Regions from separate parts of the Homo sapiens genome. Here region 2 is linked to region 1. The links are chromatin loops, found by intact Hi-C in ENCODE. Cell type or tissue: ascending aorta. All regions are shown on one strand. Links, peaks and the distances in the headings refer to the core of each region. The heading gives the core; the rest is flanking DNA. Region 1 has its middle 19 kb from the start of LINC03080. Region 2 holds the start of LOC105371019 (a long non-coding RNA gene).

Evidence for each region. A loop is a pair of places that touch in the nucleus more often than their neighbours do. Peaks named below come from ENCODE experiments on the same cell type or tissue, not always from the same donor. Only the 100,000 strongest peaks of a DNase experiment are listed, where the experiment ranks them.
Region 2: it touches region 1 in a loop (2.4-fold over the local background); 24 of 110 quality-filtered maps call a loop at or near these places.

The regions. Positions count from the first base shown.
Region 1 is chr15:99,448,386-99,460,627 of GRCh38, forward strand. No RefSeq gene overlaps it. Among named protein-coding and RNA genes, the nearest start is that of LINC03080, 19 kb to the left of the region's middle. RefSeq lists an enhancer at 4,543-4,852. In ascending aorta, for the core only: no CTCF peak of the experiment used is centred there; DNase peaks (open chromatin) are centred at 2,706, 4,526, 6,746, 7,496 and 4 weaker places; H3K4me3 peaks cover 1,583 bases; H3K27ac peaks cover 5,436 bases.
Region 2 is chr15:99,499,023-99,510,990 of GRCh38, forward strand. It overlaps LOC105371019 (a long non-coding RNA gene), which reads right to left and starts at 10,861. Exons shown (of 3, transcript XR_001751710.2): 1 at 10,559-10,861; 2 at 4,395-4,503; 3 at 1-98. RefSeq lists enhancers at 2,965-3,124, 3,155-3,244, 3,295-3,364, 3,645-3,894, 5,545-5,674 and 1 more and a silencer at 9,910-10,129. In ascending aorta, for the core only: a CTCF peak has its summit at 5,902 (motif pointing left); a DNase peak (open chromatin) is centred at 9,199; H3K4me3 peaks cover 1,393 bases; H3K27ac peaks cover 2,675 bases.

The DNA of each region.
Region 1 (12,242 bases), core at 2,561-10,560:
TCTGTAGACCGCCACCTTCTTCCTGTGTCCTCACATTATCTTTCCTTTGTGTCCAAATGTCCTCTTCTTCTAAGCACACCAAGTCAGGCTGGATTCGTAACCCCCAATGACCTCATTTTAATTTAATTACCTGTCTCCAAATATGGTGACATTTGGAAGTACAGGGAGTTATGACTTCAACAAGAACTTTGAAAAAGGACGCAGTTCAGCCCATAACAGTCTCCCAGGGACCCCACAATTCCTCCAGGGTTTGCCAACCTCCAAGGCAGAACCTGAACCCCTTTCCTGGGGAGTTCCCCCGTCTAGGTGGAGAAGCAGCAGTGAAGGAGGCAGTCATGTGTCCAGGTGCAGGGAAAGCCTCTTGTTCTCCGAGCCGGGAGATCCTGGAAATAATTGTGAAAGGCCGTCTGATCCAGGTGCCGGTTCCAGTGGGGCATCAGGGAATCTTTCAAGTTAACCTGTTTTTTTGTTTTTTGAGACAGAGTCTTGCTCTGTCGCCCAGGCTGGAGGGCAATGGTGCGATCTCGGCTCACTGCAACCTCCGCCTCTCAGGTTCAAGTGATTCTTCTGCCTCTGCCTCCCAAGTAGCTGTGTGCAGCACCACGCCCAGCTAATTCTTTTTTTGTATTTTTAGTAGAGATAGGGTTTCACTTTGTTAGCCAGGCTGGTCTCGAATTCCTGACTTCAGGTGATCCACCCGCCTCGGCCTCCCAGAGTGCTGGGATTACAGGCGTGATTAACCTTCTTCAGTTGAGCATTTGAGGAGGCCTCCCCTAGAGAAGCACACACCCAACCTGATGCTATGAGGCAGGTTTCCTTATCCCCACTTTACAGAATAGAAAAGTGAGGCATGGAGTCACCCAAGAATCAGGAGAGCCAGGATTTGAACCCAAATTGTCTAGTCCTGGAGCTCAGGCTTGGACTTGAAGAACTTGAAGAAAACGTGAATTTAAAAAAATATATATCAAAGTGGAAAAAGCTTTTTAAAACATAACACGCAACCAGAAGCATCAAACCAGATACATTTAACATCATTCACAGAAACCGCTTCATGTCCTATAATAACAATAATAATGGCCACCGCCACAACTCAGACAAAAGACAAAAGAAGTGCCAGGGAAAACCACTTGTAATATACAATAATTTCCATTTTCTTTAATATACAACGAGCTCTTCCAATCAATAAGAAAAAGTACAACAACCCAAAGGAAAAATGGGGTGGGAGGCAGGGAGAAAAGCTGTGAGCAGACAGTTCACAGAAGAAATAGAATTGGCTATGAATCATTTCTACGTGCAAAGTCACCCAAGGACACTCATAGTTAAAGAAATGCAAATCAAAATGCTGACTCTCCATTTTCACCTGTCAGATTGGCAAAATGGAAGAGACTCACAATTCTAGTACTGATGAAAGAACGGCAAAAGGGAATTTTTTTCTATATTTTGGGAGAAAATATAAATTGATGGAGCCTGTTTTAGGGCTATCTAGGTTCTGGCAAAATTGGCACTGCAAACACCATTCCACCCGGCAATGCGTTTACTAGGCGTTATCTACCCCAGAAACAGACTCACAGGAATGCTTACGGCACCAGCCTTTGAGAGAGTAACCATCTAGAAACAGCCTAAATGCCATGGATGGGGCAATGGCTGAATGAATTATGCCCCTCTTCCCCTGGAAAGGAATTCTACACAGGTATAAAAAAGAATGAGGTTGGCCATGCGTGGCAGCTCACGCCTGTAATCCCAGCACTTTGGGAGGCCGAGGCGAGTGGATCATCTGAAGTTAGGAATTTGAAACCAGCCTGGCCAACATAGTGAAACCCCATCTCTACTAAAAATACAAAAAAAAAATTAGCTGGGCGTGGTGGTGCATAACTGTAGTCCCAGCTACCTGGGAGGCAGAGGCAGGAGAATCACTTGAACCTAGGAGGCGGAGGTTGCAGTGAGCCAAGATCGCACCATTGCACTCCAGCCTGGGCAACACAGCAAGACTCCGTCTCAAAACAAAACAAAACAAAACAAAGCAAAACAAAAAAAAGCAGAATGAGGTTGATACCTAAGTTCTGGAGTTGGCAAAAGGTGGGTGGATCTAAGATCTATTTATTAGGTGAAAGTGTGGAGCGCTGAGCAGTGTGGTGCTGGGAGTGATCCCATCTGTGTGAGAACGTGAATAAAGGAAGGTACCTCCAGGCAACGGCCCTGGGAGTAAGAAGTTTGCCTTCTGTGGTCTCCACTCTGTATCGTAGGGTTCTCAGACTCTGGTGCCTCAGGGTCCCCTGGAGGTCTTGTTCAAACACAGTCTGCTGGGCCCACCCCCAGGGTGTCTGATTCAGCAGGTCTGGCGGTGAGTGGTGAGGTGGGGAGGAGGCAGAATCTGCATTTCCAGCAAGTTCCCAGGCAAGGCTGCAGCCGCTGCTGCTGCTCCAGGAGCCCCACTTTGAGAAGCCCTACCGTAGTGTTCACATTTGGGCACCATGTGCAAGTATCGGTTTTATAGTATTTTTTAAATAATAATTTATGAAAATGATCCCTGGGCCAGACTCTTCTCCACCCACGCCAGTGGTTTGTTGTCTTCACCTTGTCGGTCGGGAAACCACTCCCTGTGTCTAAGCCCCGTCTCTCTGGCTTCGTTCCAACCACCGCCTCTCCGCAGTGAGGTCAGCTACTCACAGGAAGGATAAGCCACGCTTAGAACAAAGCTCCCACCCACTGGAAGACAATGACCAGACCCCCGCCCCTTGAGCCTTCTGTCTAAGAGCAGAGCTCCAAACCCTTATTTTCGGCACTAGAGCAGCCCTTTCCTGGTTGCATAATCACAAGCCTCAGCCTCAGCTTCCCGCTCCTTCCCCCTAAGCTAGAGGATGTGCAAAAGGAACGCTGACACCTGTGTCTGTGGAAAGGTTATGACTTCCCTGTGACGAGCCAGAAAGCTCAGAGCCCGACTTGCAGGAGCCTGTGCACCCAGAGACTTGCCATTATAAAACCAAGAATGAAACTGTGCATTGGGAGGAGAGGACGTTGGAGTCCTCCTTCAGAAGGCCGGTTCTGTCTCATGAACCCCGTTTGAACCTCTTGGCTGTGAAGGTGAAGGCAGGGTCTTGGGACAACCTCCAGGTCACCCCAGGAGGAGGCCCCAGCAGTGGGGCTCTGATCACTGTGGCAACCCAAATTCCCTGCTCAGAGGTTCTAGACACTCTCTGCCCTCCTTGCCCCTAAATAAGTGGAATTGAGTCATGCCCACGGTCCTCTCCCATCCAGCACCCCTATGAAGCTGGTGGCCACCATGCAGAGCCCAGAGAGGGACATCTCACCCTCAGTGTCCTGAAAATCATGTAGTAACACAATGCCTTGGAGCACATACCTGCTGAGTGGAGTGGCAGTGTCCCTTGGCCACCCGGTCCCTTCTCATGCACCTCACAGCCTCACAGAGGGGCTGCTCCCAGCCCCCTCCCGACCTGCCTCCAGCAACCCACCTCCCCCTTTCCTCCTCCTCTCTCCTTCTGCCCAGGGAAGCAGTGACCCATCTCCCCTCTGTCCATCCTTCACATGCTCCCTCCATTTCTGCTTTCAAAAGAGGGAGAAAACATTTTGATTATGAAGCATTTCCAGGGCTGTTTAGGTTTGCCATTGCTAGGTCTTTTGTTTGCCTTTCCTCCTAGCCTCCACCTGGGTTGAGGCAACATTATTATCTCCTCTGTACAGGTGAAGAAATGCTAATTGAGAAAGGCCACGAGACGGCCAAGTTCAGACACCCATGCGGCCTGGAGCAGGGCAGAGGCCCTGCCACCTAATCGCAGGGCCTGGCGGTGTGCGGGACACAGAGACATCGGACCCTCGTTCCAGAGCCAGTGACTGCTGGAGGGAGACACGAGCGCCCCGTGGTAGCAACAGAATTGAAGAGGGTGAGAGTGCAAATCCTACCTGGTCAGAGGCAAATCCTACCTAGGTCTGAATTGAGGGATGATGAGGAAGAAGGGAGGTGGGCAATGGTTGAGTCAGGGCTTCATCCTCTGTACTTCTACCAGCCTTTTAACCCTTCAGTTGTTCTCACAATCGTATCCTCACTTGATTCCTAGAAGCACCACGGGTAGTCGGGAATGTCAGGGGAACCATGGCTCTTGGGCACAGAGACGCATCCCAGGTCACACTGCTTGGCTGTGATGACTTCAGTGAGCTCTTTCTAGCCAGGGGATATGTTATAGGCTTTGTGAGTCCAGTGTCGAGAAGCAGGAGGCCCTGTTCTGCCCGGTGGCCATCTGGGAGTGGGGTCACTGTGACCCTGCTGTGTGTGGCCAAGGTGGCAAGGAGCATCGAGTCCACTGAGACCAGACAGGAGCCCACTCCGCTCCTGCCCCGCCTCCACCTCCCACCTCACCACCTGGTTTTTGTTCCAGGCAGCCACATTTCTCAGCTTTCCCCCAAGCTGAGACCTGGAGGGGATCCAGTTTGACCAGTGAGTTGCACGTGGCAGGGTGCCGGGACGCCTGGGGAAGTGTGGTGTTCCAGACACAGCCACCGCCCTGTCTCCTCGCTGCTTCCTGCCTGAATGCAGAAGCGGAGTCCGGCTGGGGGTGGCCATCTGGCGACTCTGAGGACAGAGTCTATGCTTGGGATGGCAGAGCCGGATGCTCAAAGGAGCCTGGATCCCCAGCACTTCCTCATGTGGCTCCACCAGCCCTGCCTGCTTCTGGACTTGCTCTATAAGAAAACGAAACTCCTGTCAGGTTCAGTGGCTGTGGTCGGCTGTGGTCAGGGGCAGCTGAACAGAACTTGAAGTCTCAAAGGTCATGAAGCCCATCAGAAAACAGGAGCTCCCTGGCGCCTGCAGCCTCTTGGTCTCAGATCCAGCTCCTGGGACCTCAGGGCCTGCCCCTTCTCCTGCCTTGCACCCCAAAGCCTGCCTGGGACCCACAGCCCCCTCCCTGCGGCTGCTGGGAGCTGCGAGTGGCACCCACGCACTCTGGGCCTGGTCTTTCGGCCACGACACTCGCCACCTCTGCTGGGCAGTCTCAGTAAGTATTACTCCTTCCACGCAGGCCAACTGTAGGTGGCCGGAGGACAGTCGAGCAGTTCCTTCTGTCTGTCCTGCCATCCACAGCGGCCAGTCTTGCCCAGATCCATGTGGTCTCAGGACTGTGCTGAGGGGTCCAGGGAGGCTGCTGTTTTCCCCAAGTTACGCACAAAGCAACCATAGGTGAAGGGGCTTGCTGGGGGCCTGTGGCTGGTGAGTGGTAGAGATGGAAGCAGAACCTCATTCAGATGTCCCTGTTCTGTGGCTCTCAAAGGGAAGATCCCTGAGCACACATCAGAATCACCCAGGACATTGCTCACGATGCACACTCCCCAGCCCCACTCCAGGCCTACCAAACTGGGATGTCTGGGGAAGATTCCCAGGAATCTGCATGGTTGGGCACCCCCCTCACAGCCCAGGCATGATTCTGGTGCACACCGAAGACCAAGCACCTCTCTTGAGCTGAGCTCTCTCCCCAGGCATGATTCCGGTGCACGCCGAAGACAAGCACCTCTCTTGAGCTGAGCTGTCTCCCCAGGCATGAGGGTCAGACCTGCAAGGTGTCAAGTGCAAGCCTCCATCTCATGGTTCGTGGTTCCAGGTGATGACCCTGAGCCCAGCACCCCAGAACACAGAAGCACTTTCAGCCTGCAAAACAGCCAAAAATCCTGATGCCCAGGCTAAAACCTAGACCAGAGAAATCTGAATCTGTAGGGGTGAGACCCAGGCACGGGCACTTTTAAAAGTTCCCCTAGTGATTCCAAGGCCAGAGCTGCCTGTCCCCAGGCTGCGTAGGGGAGAAAGATGCTTCTTCCTGGGGGAAGGTGGTGGGGTGAGGCTATTAAACACACAACTAGGCCCCACCCCAGAGTTTCCCATCCAGCAGGTCTTGGGAGGGCCCAAGAATTTGCACTTCTATCAAGTTCCCAGGTGGTGCTGGTGCTGCCGGACTGGGAGCCACACTCTGAGAACCCCTGGAGAAGGAAGCAGGAGTGGAGGAAGAACTGAGGGTGGTTACATGTGGTCCTTGTTAAGGGGCAGGTGACTTGCTCCACTGAGCAGGGCCCACCTGTCCTGTTTTCTTAGGTGCTATGGATTCTCCAAATGCACCTGCTGAGGATGGGAATGTGCCTCTCCTAACATCACTGAAGCCATATAGATAAAGAATTGTGACCTTCCATCCAGGGCCCCGGGGATGGCAGGGCAGAGTGTGCGCTGCACAAATCCGGAAGCCACCATTCACCTCCCCTGCACTGTGGCCCTCCCTGGCATTGCCAAGCCTAACACATTTCCCACTGAAAGCACAGCATGTGGCTGTGGAAAGTTTCCTGTGGCACCTCAGAAATTCTGCACCCACATTTGCTTTCATTTGTCTCCTTTCTGCCCCTCCTCATTTCTGTTGGAGCTCCATCCCCCTGGAGGGTTTAGGATGGGATGGATCTGGCTGGCTTGGTACGGGGGCCTCTGCCCTACCCAGGACCCACCAGAAGCGAGCCTCCATCCTGGAACCAGGCGCTCGGCCTGGCTGACCCAGCTAATCCGGGCATGGGCAGCTCAGCCAGGTCAGGAGCATATGGCCTCCCTCCTTTGCCACTTCGTGCTGCTGATTAGGCCTCCTCCACAAGGAGATAAACCTGCTGGAGGAATTTGTTTTCTCTGGCAGCCCACACTCTGTCCAACAGAACTGCAGGCTGACTCACTGGCGCTGGTTTCCTCTGAGCCCCCGCCCATGCACGGCCTGTCCGGGCTTCTCCCTTTCAGGAGGCACTTCCTGGCTTGACCTACGTGTCCTGGGAGTTTCTGTCTTGTGATTCGGGCCCAGCTGCCACCACATTCCTTCCGTGACACTTGGCTGGAGTGGGTGGGCAGCCGTGAGCGGGCTGGGGAATCTTATCAGAAGGTGTTCCGTCTGGGGCCTGAGCACAGAGAGAACTCGCCAGCCCAGGAGCTCGGCTGGCAGGAGTGGAGGGCCCCCAGGGGAGGCCCCTCTCCGCAGGGAGAGAGGGCAGGTGGGCAGGGCCCGTGGGGGAGAACACACCCAACCCACCAGTGGGGAGTGAGGCCTTGCCAGGTATGAAACCGTTGGGGAAAGAATGTCCAAACCAGCTGGTGCCTCCCTCATTTCTATCTCCAGACCAGCCCTCTCCCCTGAAATCTGGGGTCATAAATCCAACTGCCTCCCTGACAAGCCTGCACTCCTGATTTCTACCCCCAAAAGCTATGTACGCCTCCCAACATCTCAGCAACTCCATCGTTTCTTAGCTCAAGCCAAAAATCATGATGCTATCCTTGACTCCAAGCCTTCGGCACATTCTACTTGCCTTTTTTTTTTTTTTTTTTTTTTTTTTTTTGGTACACATGAGTTTGACTGGATGACTGACTGAAATGTCACCAGCAACTCTCCACAGGGCCAGATGGGCACTGTGAGAAGCCCTCCCTCCCTTTTACTTTCTCCCCCAGGGCAGAGAGAGGAATCTGCCCTTAGGCTTACTTCCCTGGGAGGAGAGCATCATCCTCCAACCTCTCCCACCAAAGTGAGGTCCCCATGAGGTCACTGATGGTCCTGAGTTGGGACTGAAGGCTGGCAATATTCTTCTCCAAGCCCTGCACTTGAGACAAAGCCTGGAAAAGCCCCTGGCTGGGCTAGCTCACAGGCTTCCTGAGAACTGCTACTCAGAGAGCTGTGCTCTAGCTGGGAGGATCACCTTCTTGCAGGTCATGCCCCATATTTTGCTTGGTCCTTGGATGAGAGGAGGGAGAAACAGAGGGGACGAGGCATGGACCAGATCCCTTGGCAGTAGCTAAACCTTGGGAGCTGCCACCAGCTGCAATTACTTGCTTCTGCCTTTAATTTCATGTTGAGAAGCCACGGGTGATGGAAAAAGAAATTGGTCCCCATGGGCAGAACGCTTTTTCGATATGCATTTATTAGCAAAGCTTCTGAAGGTGTCGTAAGCTGAACGTGAGGCAGCTGCCTCTAGAAGTGAGATTCACATGCAGGGTGGAAATGGTAGATGGGAGATCTGGAGGAGAGACACTTTGGAGAAAAAACTTCTGTTTGCAAGGGACCGTTATTTTAAAGTTCAGAACATTTTTGCAACTATCCCCCTACCCGCCCCCCGGCAACCTCCTGGCTTGTCCCTTATTTCAAATCTATTGTTGCTCTCTAAGGGCCCATCCGAGCTGATGTTCTTGCTGATGTTCTTCTTCGAATCAGTGAACCAAGGAATTTTAGTACAGGTGCACCTCGTTTCGCATAATTGATATGTGTCTGAAAAATGATGTGTTAATTAGCTTTGTTATAAATTAAATGCTGTTTTAAATGCAACAAGATGGTTTGCATTTTAAGATAATCTGATGGCAAATTCATTATTTTCAAAGGCTCTTATAGCCAGTTATACTCCGGTTCATGGCTCCTTCCCCAAGCAGCCTCAGAAACGTCGCTGGGATGGATTATGATTCATATCATCACAGACATCCACAAATAGAGAGAAACTCAGATATTTTCACCGTGGTTTCCAAATGCTTTCTCTTTTTTCAGCCATGGAACTAATGTTTCAAATGAAATCTGGCTCAGAGCTGAGTGAATGGGACAGGGGAGAGGGAGGCCTCTCCTGCTGAATTAGTGTGGAGAACCCAAATCCCCACCTGCCTGACACCCGTGTAGCTCCCTATGCTCCCTCATGAAGTCCCCAGCACCCACTGGAATGCCCAATTTGAAAAGCACTGCTCTCAAAGCGTCATAAGCATTTTCTCTTATCAGCAGTTCTACCTCTAAGACTCTAGATCCTCCCACTGGAGCACAGATGTTCGTCACAGCTTCATTTTTGACAGCAAGTATTATAGAGGAAAACAGTTTAGCTCCTGCCACTGCACCGTCAATGGAGAATACACGGAGAGCCCGGACTTAGGAATAACGAGGCATCCCTCCCTGTCTCCCACAGGGGTGGAATCAGTGGAGCCTAGTGGGGAGGTAGAATTGCCACTCTGGGCTAGTAGGAACAAGGATCTTCCCACCCCCGCCCCCCTCCCCAGGCATTAATAAAGGACAAGTAGAGAACATGAACTTCTACTTCCACCTGGCAGTAACAAGACAGCACAGTGTCTCCACTTTTGCTGCTGGAGCAATCTCAGAAGAAACCAACTGGAACAGAAGGTTTAAATAGAATCCAGAATTTCACAACATAATACCCCAAATGTCCAGGTTTCAGTCAAAAATCACTTGTCTTATTGAGAACCAGCAAAACCTCGATTTGAATGAAAAAGACAATCAATATATACCAATACTGAGATGATGAAATGTTAGAATATGATAAGCAAATATGATAAATATGCTTCAAAAAGCAATTACAAACACACCTGAAACAAGTGAAAAATAGAAAATCTAGGCAAAGAAATAGAAGATAAAAAGAAGAACCAAATGAGAAATTTAAAACTGAAAAATACAGTAACTGAAATTAAAAACTCAATGATGGGCTTAACAGTAGAATGGACTGAGAAAAGTATCCACAAACTCGAAGATAGAACGACAGATATTACCCAGTTTGAACAAAGAGAACATAGACAGAAGAGTAAGAAGAAGGAGGAGAAGGAGAAGAGTAGTAGTAGAAGAACAAGAGAGTTTCAGGGATATGTGGGATGATTAAAAAATTCTAACATTTATTGTCATCAGAGTTCCAGAAGAAGAGGAGAATGAGGGCTGAAAAAGTACTCAAAGAAATAATGGCTGAAAACTTCCTAAATTTGTCAAAAGACATAAATTTACTGATTCAAGAAACTGAGTGACCCTCAAACAAAATAAATTCAAAGAAATTTATCCCAAGAAACATCATGGTAAAATTTAATGTGAAACTTTCACATTATAGTGAAAACCAAAGACAAATGAAAAATATTGAAAGCAGCAAGAGAGAAATGACACCTTACCTGGAGGAGAAACAATTCAAATGACACTGGGTTTCTCATTAAAAACCAAGGGAGCCAAAAAGAAATGTCACTGCATTTCCTAAGAGCTGAAAGAAAAGAAACCTCAGGCTGGGTATGGTGGCTCATCCCTGTAATCCCAGCACTTTGAGGAGGCTGAGGTAGGCAGATCACTTGAGGTCAGGAGTTCAAGGCCAGTGTGACCAACATGGTGAAACCCCATCTCTACTAAAAATACAAAAATTAGCCAGGCATGGTGATGGGTGCTGGTAATTTCAGCTACTCAGGAGGCTGAGGCAGGAGAATCGCTTGAAACCAGGAGGCAGAAGTTGCAGTGAGCCGAGATCATGCCACTGCACTCCAGCCTGGATGACAGAGTGAGACTCTGTCTCAAAAAAAAAAAAAAAAAAAAGAAAGAAAAGAAAAGAAAAGAAATCTCAGCCCAGAATTCTATATGCCATGAAAATATCCTTCAGGAATGAAAGAGGAAATCAAGACATCACAGATGAAGGGAAACTAAGATAATTTGTCACCAGAGACCTAAAAGAATGGAAGTTCTCTAAACAGAAAGACAATGATAAAAGAAGCCATCTTGGAGCATTAGGAACAAGAAGGAACAATGGAAAGGGCAAAAATATAGACAAATACATTTTCCTTCTCCTCTGGAGATTTCTGAATTGTTTCATGATTGAAGCAAAAATTATAGCACTGTTTGATGAGTTTCTAAATGTATATAGAGGAAATATTTAAGACATATTATAAATAAGAAAGGGTAGAGGAATATAAAGGGAGGTGTGCTCCTACACTTCACTTGCACTGGTAAAATGTCAACACCAGTAGACTGTGATAAGTTATATAGATATAATGGGCTGGATGTGGTGGCTCATGCCTGTAATCCCAGCACTTTGGGAGGCCGAGGCAGTTGGATCACTTGAGGTCAGGAGTTTGAGACCAGCCTGGCCAACATGGTGAAACCCCGTCTCTACTAAAAATACAAAAATTGGCTGGGTGTGGTGGCGGGGGGGCCTGTTATTGCAGCTACTTGGGAGGCTGAGGCAGGAGAATTGCTTGAACCCAGGAGGTGGAAGTTGCAGTGAGCTGAGATCTCACCATTGCACTCCAGTCTGGGCAACAAAGTGAGACTCTGTCTGAAAAAAAAAAAAGTTATATAGATATAATGTAATACCTAGAGCAACCAGTTAAAATGCCACACAAAGAGAGACACTCCAAAACACTATCAATAAATCAAAATGGAATCCAAAAAAAAATGTCCCAGTAACCACAGGAATACAGGAAAAAGGAAATAGAGAAATGAAAAACAGAACAAACAGAAAACAAAAAATAAAATGGCAGACTTAAGTCCTAATAGGTCAATAATTACATTAATTTAAAAGTTCTAAATACATAATTTATTTTATTTTATTATTTTTTTAACCTTTATTTTAAGTTCAGGGGTACATGTGCACTTTGTTCATAGGTAAATTGTGTGTCACAGAGGTTTGGAGTACGGATTATTTTTTCACCCAGGTAATAAGCATAGTATCAGCTTTTTGATCCTCCTCCTCCTACCTTTCACCCTGAAGTAGGCCCTGGTGTCTGCTGTTCTCTTCTTTGTGTCCGTGTGTACTCAGTGTTTAGCTCCTAACTGTAAGTGAGAACGTGCAGTATTTGGTTTTCTGTTCCTGTATTAGTTCATTTAGGATAATGGACTCCAGTTCCATCCATGTTGCTGCAAAGGACATAATCTTGTTTTTTTATGGCTGCATAGTATTCCCTGGAGTATATGTACCACATTTTCTTTATCCAGTCTGAGGTTGATGGGCATTTAGGTTGATTCCACGTCTTTACTGTTGGAATAGTGCTGCAATGAACATATGCATGCATGTGTCTTCACGGTAGAACGATTTATTTTCCTTTGGGTGTATACCCAATAACGGGATTGCTGGGTCTAATGGTAATTCTGCTTTTAATTCTTTGAGGAATCACCACACTGCTTTCCACAATGGCTGAACTAATTTGCATTCCCAGCAGTAGTGTATAAGTGCTCCCTCTTATCTGCAACCTTACCAACATCTGTTATTTTTTGACTTTTAAACTTTTCAATTCTAGCATATATATATGCTATGTTTTGCCATGATATATATATAAAAAACATGGACTCACAGTAGCAGAACACACATTCTTTACAAGAGCCTATATAGCAAAGATATGGAGTCAATTTAAATGCCCATCGGTGGTTCCCGGATAAAAAAAAATGTGGTACATACACATGAGGGAATACTATGCACCCATAAAAAGGAACAAGATTATGTCC
Region 2 (11,968 bases), core at 2,408-10,407, 50 kb after region 1:
TTTATTTAAGTATCTGAAGCTCAGCATCCTGTCTTCATTCCCACTTTCCATTTCTCCTTCATTCCAGCTACTGCTCATGAAGATAATGGAAACTGTGGCTAAGTAGGTGGAAATCACAAATAAGGAGTGAAAAAAGAAAGCACATTAATATAATTCAAGGTATTAATCTGAACACATTTACTTTGATGTTAACTATGAATGACTTATTCCCTCCTCCAAAAATAAAAAAAAAAGAAGAAGAAAGAAATCGTGTATTCCTGCACTCAGCTCCAACTTGGCTCCTACTTGGCCCTCCTACATTTGCTGAGCCTCTGGACTTTCCAAGCCTTAGGCTCTCAGATCCCTTTTGTGGCGCCTGCTTGACTGTCAACTCTATGTCTGGCATTGCCTGGTGTCATGAAAAGATTTTCTCTGGTATCCAGCTCCACAGGACCTATCACTCCTGGGCACGGAAGGGGCAGGATACAAACCCTGCGGGCAGGAACTCCTAGGAAATCCTCCAGATCGATTTCTTGATAATTCAGATGAGCCTAACTAAGTTTGGATTTTGAGCTTGGTGACAGCCACCTCCAATATGGCCATCTGTAGTCCCACCTCCTAGTATCAATGCTTTGTGTGGTCCCCTTCTACATCGGATCAGGGTTGGCCCACGTGACCGATGGAGTAAGGTCGAGTGATGGTACGGCTATAAAAGACATTGTGGCTTCTGCCCTTGTCGCTCTCAAATCACTAGCACTGGAGAAGCTGGCTGCCATGTTGTGAGGACACTCAGGCAGCCCCATGGAGAGGTCTATGCAGCAAGGAGCTGAGGCCTCCTGCCACAAGCCATGTGGGTGAACCATCTTGGAGCAAACCCAGACTTACAGTCGCAGGCTAATGTGGCAGACAGGACTCATCCATCTAGCCCCATCAGCTCAGAGCTGAGCAAGTAGAGGCCTAGAGAGGTCAAATGATCCATCACCACCACACATCTGGTCAATGTCCAAGCCACACCTTGCCTTCCAGTCCCATTTTAGATAAACTGATTGATCTTCAGCTCAGAGTAGCTTCTTGCGATGGGTGTGGTGGCTCACGCCTATAATCCCAGCATATTGGGAGGCCTAGGCAGGCGGATAACTTGAGGTCAGGAGTTTGAGACCAGCCTAGCCAACATGGTGAAACCCCATATCTACTAAAAATAGAAAAATTAACTGGGTGTGGTGGCACATGCCTGTGGTCCCAGCTACTCAGGAGGCAGAGGCACAAGAATTGCTTGAACCTGGGAAGCAGAGGTTGCAGTGAGCCAAGATCGCACCACTGCACTCCAGCCTGGGCAACGGAGTGAGGATCTGTTGAGACAGATCAAAAAAAAAAAAAAAAAAAAAAAAAGGGAGGGTGGCTTCTTGGATTTCACCATTCGTGTTTCCTGTGCGCTGGCTTCTCCATCCTGTGGCGCCTGGTCATTAGCAGAGTCTAGGACATCCTATTGCAGTAGGCAGGGAGCTGGAGTGGGGTAGGGCAGGCTGATGGGCATCCTGGGCTGAGATAATGTGTCTAAAGACACAGCAGTGTGAACATGGGTGGCATTTTTGGAGAGGGGTGAGTTGTCTACTGCAAAGGAAGGCAGGGGCCATACAGAAGAGCACCTTCACTATGGCATAAAGTGACACTTCCTGGAGCTCCTGAGACAGCCAAGGGCAGGTGTCAAAGTTCCTGCCTCGAGTTCAAAACAGGACAGTGTCTGTCCTCGAAGGTGGAGGGCCCCAAACAACAAACACCCATGGGAGGGTGTGTGTTATTAGCCTGAGTATTGTGCAAGGTAACATGCCGTCAAAGCAGGCAGGGTTTGGTCAGTCCCATTCATGCTTGATCAGGGGAGATGTTTCCAGAAAATATAAAGCTGGAGGGTGCAGAAGAGAGTCCCTGCAATAGCAGATCTGGGGCTAGCCCTGATGACCAAGAATGCTGACCTTTTCGGCAAACTTTCTCAGCAGGCTCTCAACAACCTCTGCACCTGAGCTTCCCAAAACAGGCTGAAGCAGCAAAGGCAGATGGAATGTATTGATTCCTTTGGTTTTGTTTCATCTTGTTTTCATTCACTGCAGTAATCTTCTTCCCAGGAAAGCAGAGGATTTCCTGGAATAAGGATCCTAGCCCTTCTCTATAACCTGCATATGGGTATCACTTTTCAAGGCCAATTTACAGACATATGTTTCTTGCCAGTAAGTTCAAAGATGTAACCACATCAAGTGCAGAAAGCCTGGTTCTTAAAGAGAAGGATAAAGCCGAGTTGGAAGACGGTGGGTTTTCTAGCCCCAATCTCCACCTTGTTCCAAAACCTATGGTAACCCCAAGAGGTGAGGAAGGTTGAAATTTTTCAGGCTTATACAGGCAAATAACTTACTTAATTTTTTTGATTGAATTTAGTGCAGCTCCTAACCCCTTATTTACATTCAGTCACTATCAAAATTTTCTCACTGTCCTTTAAGTAAAAATGGAATCAGTTATGGATTTTTTTTATTCCTCTTTCCTCTCTTTCTCACCAGGTGTTAAACTTGAGTGAGGTGTATTCCGGGTTGGGAGGCACCGTGTGTCTGCAACCCAGACAGTCAATGTTCATTGGCCCCAGGACATTGACACCTACCCAGCTACCCCCTGTATCTGTGGCCTCTCCACTCTCCAGTTGCCAGACCTAAGCAGGTGCCCCGTGTTCTCTTTATCCCACTACCAAGGCTCTGCAGCCTGCTCTCAGGCACACCTGTCCTCTCTACATGGCATGGAAACGTTGGCTGCGCCACCCTGGGAAACTGGGGGCTCTGGGAAACCACGTGTGGCCCATCCGCTGGGGCCCCTCCATGCTTCTGGTGCCACGGCACACGTGGGCTTCTCAAGAGACTTGCTGCCCCTTTGTCCCTCCCCTTCACCTTCAATTTACTTGAAGAAACCAAAGCCTGGGCTTTGTAAAGAGTATTGTCACTGCCATGTGTTTAAAGAAATCCATTCGGAAATTCAGATGGCTTTCCCTCCCTTTCTTTGGGTAGAGGCTGCCGGCCAACAAGGAAAATAAGATACAGAAACCTTGAGAATGGGCTTCAAGTAGAGGGAAATGCCGTTTGCAACAAGTTCTTAGTAGCAAGCAACAGACACCTATTTTGGCTAATTTCAGTGAAAGGGAGTCTCGTGAAAGGCTATGGGGCAGCTCCGAATCATTTTAGAGGACACACAGGCACAGAGCTGATCTTTGAGGAACCATGAGTCAAATCACACCACAGAACAGGGCTGATGGGGAAACCCTGCCACCACCTCTGAGCACCCACACCTCGCCCACCCCAGGAGCTGTGCCTGGCTGCCACTGCTCCTGCGGCCACCACTGTCCCTTCCCTCCTGAGTCACCAGCTCTGAGTCTGGTGTTGGCACCTTCACCTGGCTGGGAAGCCCCACTCTTTGAGCCCCAGCTGCAAGGCAGGCTGGAAAAAGGAAGTATCTGACCATCACTTACCTTTCAGAGAGGTGGTTTTGCTCTTCACAAAGACTCAAAAAATAAAAAAAAAAAGAGTGAGAGACGCAATTCTCCACATAAATATCAAGATCATGCTTCAGGTGCTGGGAAACCAAAGCTCATAACAAGGGCCTCCTTTCACACAAGAAACACACTGGGGCTGGCCTGAGAAGGTTCTCTGAGAGCCTCCAAGGTGCTCCACCCAAGGACACAAACCAAGCAGCATGGAGAGGCTGAGGGACACAGAGATTCTGCCTCCAGGAAGAGGAGCAGAGGCCTGACAAAGACCAAGGAGCTGGGAGAGAACTCATGAGAGGGCCGAGAACCACAAGGAAAGCCCCTCCACTGTGGAGGAGCCTGGGGTGAGGCACCAAGGAGGGGAGCCCCTCCCCTGAGGACTGCGTTTATCCAGCTTGAAGATGGGACTGAGCTGAAGGAAAGCCCACCGTGGCTAGAAGTACTTGAGCCGTCAACAGTAAAGCTACTCACTGTGGGCGGCACCAGCCCTCCCTCCCATTGCTAGGAGTGCAACACTGGGATGAAACCAGATTCTGTGGAAAATCGGTCAGGGCCAGGAGGAGAGGGAAGAACTCAACGCTTGGATGTGGATGTCGGAGCCCCCCTCCCATCCATCTGCTTGGGGGGAGGAGGGGTGGGAAGGGCAAGGCCGAATCGGGGTAAAGGCCCCAGGTGGGCAAATAAGGCAGCTCCCCATTGGTCCACATGTTGACCTTTTGTTTGTGGCCTTTTGCCCACAAGGACAGTATTTCCACTTAAAGGTCACCTCCCCCAGGCAGCAATCATTACTGTTTTGCAGCCTGTTGGGAAAGTCAGATGTAAGCCATCAGATAACAAAGAAAAAACACGACAAGAAGAGAAACAAATATTTCAGGGCACTGCTCTTGTCATTCCTCACCCCTGAATGCACCGATCACCCTGGCCAGCAGAGATGGCTCCCGCCTCCTTGTTCAGCTCTTACGGTCACGGGGTTTGCCTTCCTCGCTGATGCCACCAGCATCCTTTGGCTGGAAACAAAACAGCCCCATCAATTCAGATTGTTCTTAGGAGCTTTCAGAGGAGATATTGGTTGCATTTAACACACAGTCGGGGCCAAAATAAAGGCTGGGTAGGTGCCCGGGTTATTCAGCGGGAAATGACATCCTGCTCAGGTACACAAATGTCATGCTCCCCAAGCCCTGACACAGGCAAACCGTCTCACAGCCTTCCTTCCCCAGGACTCCAGATTTTCCAACCGATGGTTCTCTTCTTGCCTTCAGACACAACCTGTCCCGTTTGGGAAGGCCAAGACAGGAGACCACAGTGGCAGGGAGCAAACAGGAAACATGAGAGTGGTATCACTGACCTAATCTTTTCCTTTGCAGAAACAATCTCAATTAAAATGCATCACTTCAGAAACCCTATGAAGGACCCGCTCTGTGAATTCTTTCGAAGGTCATCTTAATAATCCAAACCAGTTGCCCAACCAGGAAAGAATTATTCTCTAACATAATTGAAAACACCCACAGGCAGGTGCTTATTGCTTGTGAAAATGAAGACTCATGCATCATTGGAGCCTTAGTTCCAGAGAAGGTGGGATGTGCACGGATCTGTTCTTTTGACAAAGCAGCATGAGGAAAAAGACTCTGTGGCCATTGCCCCTAAAAATAAAGGTATCCTGCCAAGCTTCTCACTGGCATCCTCAGCTTCCCCTTTCTGAGGCTGAGATGAGGTTTCCTTGGCCTCCTCACCCCCACCACCATAGAGCAGAGAGGCCCAAAGTCTGTTCTCAAAATCACTCACATTCAAATGTGAGTAACTGACATCAGCCAAATTGGGAACCAGAGTCAAATCTGAAACTCAAAGGAAAAAGCTTCCAGATAAACTTCAGAGATCTTCACTGTGGGGAGATGGGGGGGACCAACTAGATGGAGTAGGGGATCTTTATGGCCACTGTTTCTCTGAAGGGACAGAAGGACCAGGCTCACTAGGTCTGGGTGGAAACCCTAGCTCTGAAAGTTCCTTCTTACATGGCTTTGAGATGATTACTCGGGGTGGTTCTGAGCTTACTTATTGCATCATAAAAAGGAGAGACCCATGCGGACTTCTCAGGGCGAGGATGAAGTGGGATGCTATTTGTGAAGGTGTTTGGCCCATCAAGGTGTCCATAGGACTAAAGACCCTACGCAGAAACACTCGTGGCCAGGACCGGGCTCCTCCAGGCTGTGGTCAGAGCGGGCCAGGTTCTAGTGGAAAACTCTGCCTCAGTCAAGGGCTGCTCAGGGGTTGGTGCTCTCAGTAGAAAGCCAGTCTCTGGTACGTGACTGGCACAACCTACAGGGGCTTCCAGAACCCGTCACAGCAGTGTGCCTGGCCTGCAGGGTACCTGAGCATTGCTCTCTTAACCTAGCATTTATTCATCAACCTCCTGGAGCTCCTCCTGGAGGCCTGGCTTCAGAATGAGTCATATTGCCCGACACCACACTCTTTTGTTTAGAATTGATACAGGACATGGGGTTCCTGTGAAATTAGCTTGAAATTAATTTAGCCACAATAGCTTATTGTTAGATTTAATTGTAAATGAAACAATTCACCAGGGACGTTTCACTTTGTAAACAAGCACCTCAGAGTCAGCAGGGAATTTGGGTATTTTTTTTCCTACTCTCTAGTCGCTGCATAGGTTTTTACAAAATTTGTGGCCAAGCATAAAAAGCATTTTGGACACGGCTTTGGAGGGACAGCCCACTGCCATTCGTCACCCTCTTAGGTGCCCTGGCACTGGGTAGGAGCAGTCTGCTTTCACGCAGCCTGCTGGGCACAGGAAGGTGCTCTTTGCTGCAGTCAATACATTGTCCAAAAATCACCCTGACTCCATTCCAGAATCCCCAGTGCTCCTGCAGAAGCATCAGTGCTGCTCATATTAAAGAGTCCAAAAAACAGGGTCTGGGCAGTCCAGGCTATGGTTTCCTTCAGAAGCCCTGAAGCCAGTGTTTCTTAGAACATGATGCCACACCACCGTTGGAACATACAGTTATTATCAACATATAGTTCTCATGTTAATGGTTACATGTTCATTTTAAGATGTATTAAAACAAAAATCATTCCTCAAAACTGTGATTTCATGGCAATACACATAAGTTTACATTAAAAGGCAGGTCAGCCAGGGACAGTGGCTCATGCCTGTAATCCCAGCACTTCGGGAGACTGAAGTAGGCAATTGCTTGAGCCCAGGAATTTGAGATCAGCCTGGTCAACACGGCAAAACCCTGTCTTTACAAAAAATACAAAAATTAGCTGTGCATGGTAGTGCATGCCTCCCAGCTACTTGGGAAGCTGAGGCAGGAGAATCATCTGAGTCTGGGAAGTGGAAACTGCAGTGAACTGTGATTGTGTCACTGCACGCCAGCCTGGGTGACAGAGGACACCCTGTCTCAAAAAGGAAAAAAAAAAAAAAAAAAAAGGTAGGTCAATATGAAGAAGAGTAATTTAAAATTAAAAAAAATTAAAAAGTAAATTATATGCAACTTAAAACCAGGAGATATCATCTTACACCAGTCAGAATGGCTGTAAAAAGACAAAAAAACACAGATGTTGGTGAGGACGCAGAAAAAAGGGAATGTGTATGTACCATTGGTGGAAATGTAAATTAATACAAACACTATCCAAAGGAAAATAAATCATTATATCAAAAAGTGGCCAGGCATGGTAGCTCATGCCTGTAATCCCAGCACTTTGGGAGGCTTAGGCGGGCAGATTGCTTGAGGTCAGGAGTTCAAGGCCAGCCTGGCCAACATGGTGAAACCTCATCTGTACTAAAAATACAAAAATGAGCCGGCTATGGTGGTAGGTGCCAGTAATCCCAGCTACTTGAGAGGCTGAGGCAGGAGAATTGCTTGCACCTGGGAGGTGGAGGTTGCAGTGAGCCGAGATTGCACCACTGCACTCCAGTCTGGGCAACAGAGAGGGACTTCATCTCAAAAAAAAAAAAAATTACCTGTATTTGTATGTTCATTGCAGCACTGTATAGAATCAACCTAAGTGTCCATCAACAGATGATTGGATAACGAAAATGTGGCATATATATACAATGGAATACTATTCAGCCATGAAAAAGAAGGAAATCATGTCTTTTGAAATAACATGAATGGAACTGGAGGCCTGTCTTAAATGAAACACTCAGATAAAGAAAGACAAACACCACATGTTCTCACTTATGAGTAGGAGCTAAATCATGTGTACACACAGACGTATGGTATGGAATGATAGACAATGAATATTTGGAAGAGGGGGTTTGGTGTGAAGGGGGTGGATAATGAGAAATTGCCTAATGGATACAGTCTACGTTATTCAGGCAATGGATACTCCAAAAGCCCTGAGTTTACCACTCTGTAATTATCCAGGTATTAGGTTGGTGCAAAAGTAATTGTGGTTAAAAGTAATGAGAAAACCTCAATTACTCTTGCATCAACCTATAACAAAATTACATGTATACCCCATACATTTTACAAATAAATTTTTTTGAAAAATAAAAGCTTAATAATTAAAAAAAGATGACATGTGGCAAAAATCATGACTGAAGTTTTCTAAATAACACCATAAGCCTAGCTTCTTGGAAAGTGGTCATCAGAGAGATCAGGGACATTACCTGAGAGCTTGTTATGATTTTGGAATTTCCAGCCCCGCCCCAGACTTTCTCAGTCAGCATCTGGATTTTAGGCAGGTCCCTAGGGGATTAAGCATGCATTTTAGAGTTTGAGAAGAGTAGCCTAAGAAAACCTGGGGAGCAGCGTCCCGTGGTACTGCTGACATTGCTAGGTACATCAAATACATCTAGCTGAATCCCCTCTGGCACAATTGGGTGAAGTTTTGGCCAGCAGACACAATTATTTTGAATATCTGTGGCCCCTCCTTCACTCTCACAGCAAGATGTTTTTTTCCCACTGTGTGCGACTCCGGGCCGCCTCAGTGACCTTGCTTTGCTTGCACAGAAACATGGGCTCAGCTGGCCGTAGAGTAGGCAAAAAAGCCCAGAGCATAGGACAGTCTGGGATGGCCCGGGACGACTTCCCAGTGCACACGGCTGAGCCTAAAAAGAATGCCGCAAAGACTACGTGGAGGCCGCCAGCTGCAGGGGCCAGAAGATAAGAGTGTTAATTTAGCTTGGCTGGCATCCAGAAAGCTGAGCAAAGCTAGGCCTCCAAGCTCAGGGTAAAAATAAATAAATAAAAATAAGTAGGCAGATGTTTATGCTCGCTTCGTAACACTAGCTAGCATGTATCTGGTACATCCTATGTGCCTTGTAGCAGCTCCAGAAAAGGCATCGTTGTTCTCTGTCTCGCACTGAAATCCCCAAAGGTTAGCGTTGTCACCCCATCTCACAGTGAGGGCCATGTGGCTCCAGTGGTGTTCTGCTTGTGGTCACCCAGCCCTCCTCTAAGCCCCACCACTTTCTGCTGAGAGCTGGCTTTAGGCAGGAAATGGAAACAGGCTGGTCTTTTTCAAGGCTGCGGCATAACCAAAGCCCTAGTGGATTCTGCATGGAAAGAACTCTCGGTATCCTAATAAGGTTTCAGAACAGAAAGGAGTGTCTTCATCACTCTTGTCTTTGCCAGCCCCATCCCATCAATCTTCTCTGTACTTTGACGCAGACACGATGGACTGTTATCCACGTGGCAAACTTGGAAGCACCTTGAAAGAGAGTCTAAGTAAGTTGCCAAGACGCCCGTCTGAAGGCCGGGTGCCTCTATGACAAATAGCCTGAGCAGCTGCACCTCGCCGAGGTGCCAAACGGATGAAACGGGGTCACTTTGAGAAACTGCACACGATGTGCCTGATGCACGGTAGGTGCTCAGTACGTGGGCAGTTCCTTCCCCGTCCCCTACTCCCTCTGAATGTGGCTGACCACTGTGGACCATTTCCTCCACTCACCCCACAAAGAACTAAAGAGATGAAGTCAGCCTTTGTTCAAACAGGAATGAATTCTGCCGCTGGCAAGGCAGTTGGAACACTCTCCTTTATAATGCCGATTCTCCAACATTTTAAACCTATGTCCCATTTTGATCAATGTAAACATTGTGTGCCCTTCTTCAATATTATTTGAAATTTCAAATAAAAATAAATATTGTGATTCAAAGCAAAGGAAATGAATCATATAATTTAATACACTTTATGCAACTGTCCTCACCCTGCAAGATCCTGATATGACCATCCAGCAAGGACAGCCTGGCTGCTCTCAGTTGAGTCCTTATAGATCAAGCCATTGCCGGAACATGACGAAAACACGTGGACAGCAAAACGGAACGCTATAGCATTTGAACAGCACTCTGATCGCCCTGTCCCTGGTAAAGATTTTGCCTCTCCTACCCCACAGATAGGGGCATAGACAAAGCTGGGCCAATCATAGTACCTCACCTACCCCTGGATGCAGTGATGGGCCCAGGAGGTGGGCACATGACCAAATCTGGGCCAATCATAGTACCACACCTGCCTCTGATGCAGTGATTGGCTCAGGGGATGGGCACACGACCAAATCTGGGCCAATTCTAGTACCACACCTGCCCCTCATGTAGTAATTGGCTCAGAGGGTGGGCACATGACCAGATCTGGGCCAATCCTAGTACCACACCTGCCCCTGGTGCAGTCATTGGCCCAGGGGTGGGCACGTGGCCTAACCCTACAAGGACTTTTCCTATGGTAGGGGTGGAGGAATGTGGTCTCTCATCTCTGGTCTGGAAACTGGAAAGGGGAGCGGGAGATCCTAAAGCCCAGGCATGCTGTCTCCTGCCTCATGGAGGAGTGGTTTGAGACAGTGAAGCCCACTCAGAAAGAAAGGCCGAGATGAGAGGTAGAGAGCAGCCAAAGACGCCCCACTTACCCCATGGCAGGTACCCAACTCCCCACCCCACAGTTTGGCTTCAGGAGGTATCATTCTCTTATTTTAGCTAAATATTGTCCAGTTAAGGTTCTCTCCCACATCTCCAATCAAGAGTGGCCTAACTAAAACAAGGGGCGTGGGAGAGAGGATTCCACAATATCCCTGGACACGGAGGCACGGTCTCTCATTGCCACTTAGTTCGCACAGACCTTTCGCTGCACAGACGTGGCTTTCTTCCTCTGTCTGCATCTGCCGGTTCCTCTCAGTTTTTCTGCACCTCCCCAGATTATCTTCTTCTTCACCGCGTCCTTTTGTCCACCTAGGCCTCTGACTCTTACCTTCTTTTGGCTGTTGGTTCACACTTCCTGTAATATTTTTTCCCCTGGGAAATCAAGGTGCCCACATGCCCCTGCTCTTGGGGTTCTGCGCATGCTCCCTGGCTCTATGCTCTTGAGATGCTGGCCTGGCTGGACCTGGCTGGTCTGCCCCATCCACACACTCTAGCCAGATGCGCCTGGGGGTGGGAGGGTGGTGGGACTAAAGCCACAGCAGACTTGAGAAATACACACAGGAAGCAGCCCATTTCCTCAGAAGTTGCCCAAACTTCTGCGATACAATTTTAGCATCTGGCCAACCAAGCAAGTTGGGCCTGATACATTTATAAAATTGTTTGTTAAAGAAATCATATTCCAGAGTCCCATCTGTGATCTTTTATTTTCTGTTTGGTGTTGCACATGTTTGGGAAAAGAAGTCAATAAAAACCATCACAATTTAATTTTAATTCCCACAAATACAAGAGACCGCAGCAAGTGACATGATAGAAATCCAGAAGGTTCAGATGACAAATGCAAACTCATGTGAATGGCTGTAATGTCAACTCTGTGGTCCGCGAGCCAAGGTTTCTAGTCCCATCTAGTTACATCAGGTCAGCAAAGTTCCTCAATTTCTCTTAGCGTCTCTTTCCTCATCTGTAAAATAGAGGATACTAAGACTTTCTCTGTGAATTCAAGATGAAGTAAGTCACTAATACCACTGCTGCTCTGGCCCTAGAGTAGCCTACACCTTGTATATTTGCATAAGGAGTAGATTAGGGATGCAGTACCACAGCTGTATGTCAATTTCCAAATCTAAGTGGAGGCCAGGCACGGTGGCTCACACCTGTAATCCTAGCACTCTAGGAGGCTGAGGTGGACAGATCACTTGAGGTCAGGAGTCCAAGCCTGGCCAACATGGTGAAACCCCGAAATTCCATCCCTACTAAAAATACAAAAATTAGCCGGCTGTGGTGGTGCGCACCTGTAGTCCCATCTACTGTGGAGGTGAGGCAGGAGAATCACTTGAACCCAGGAGGCGGAGGCAGTGAGCTGAGATTGCACACTGTAATTTAGCCTGGGTGACAGAGCGAGACTCCATCTCAAAAAAAAAAAAAAAAAAAAACCACCAAAAAAAAAAAAAAAGACAAATCTAAGTGGAGCCTGTTGGGTTCAATAATGCCATAATTTGTGTTAAAATCTCAGTTAACCACATTGTGTGACATTACATAACACTGTTTAAAGTTTCAGGGAACAGTAACTCTGCTGTGATAATTCTGCCTGCAAACAAGCACCACAGTGGATTTG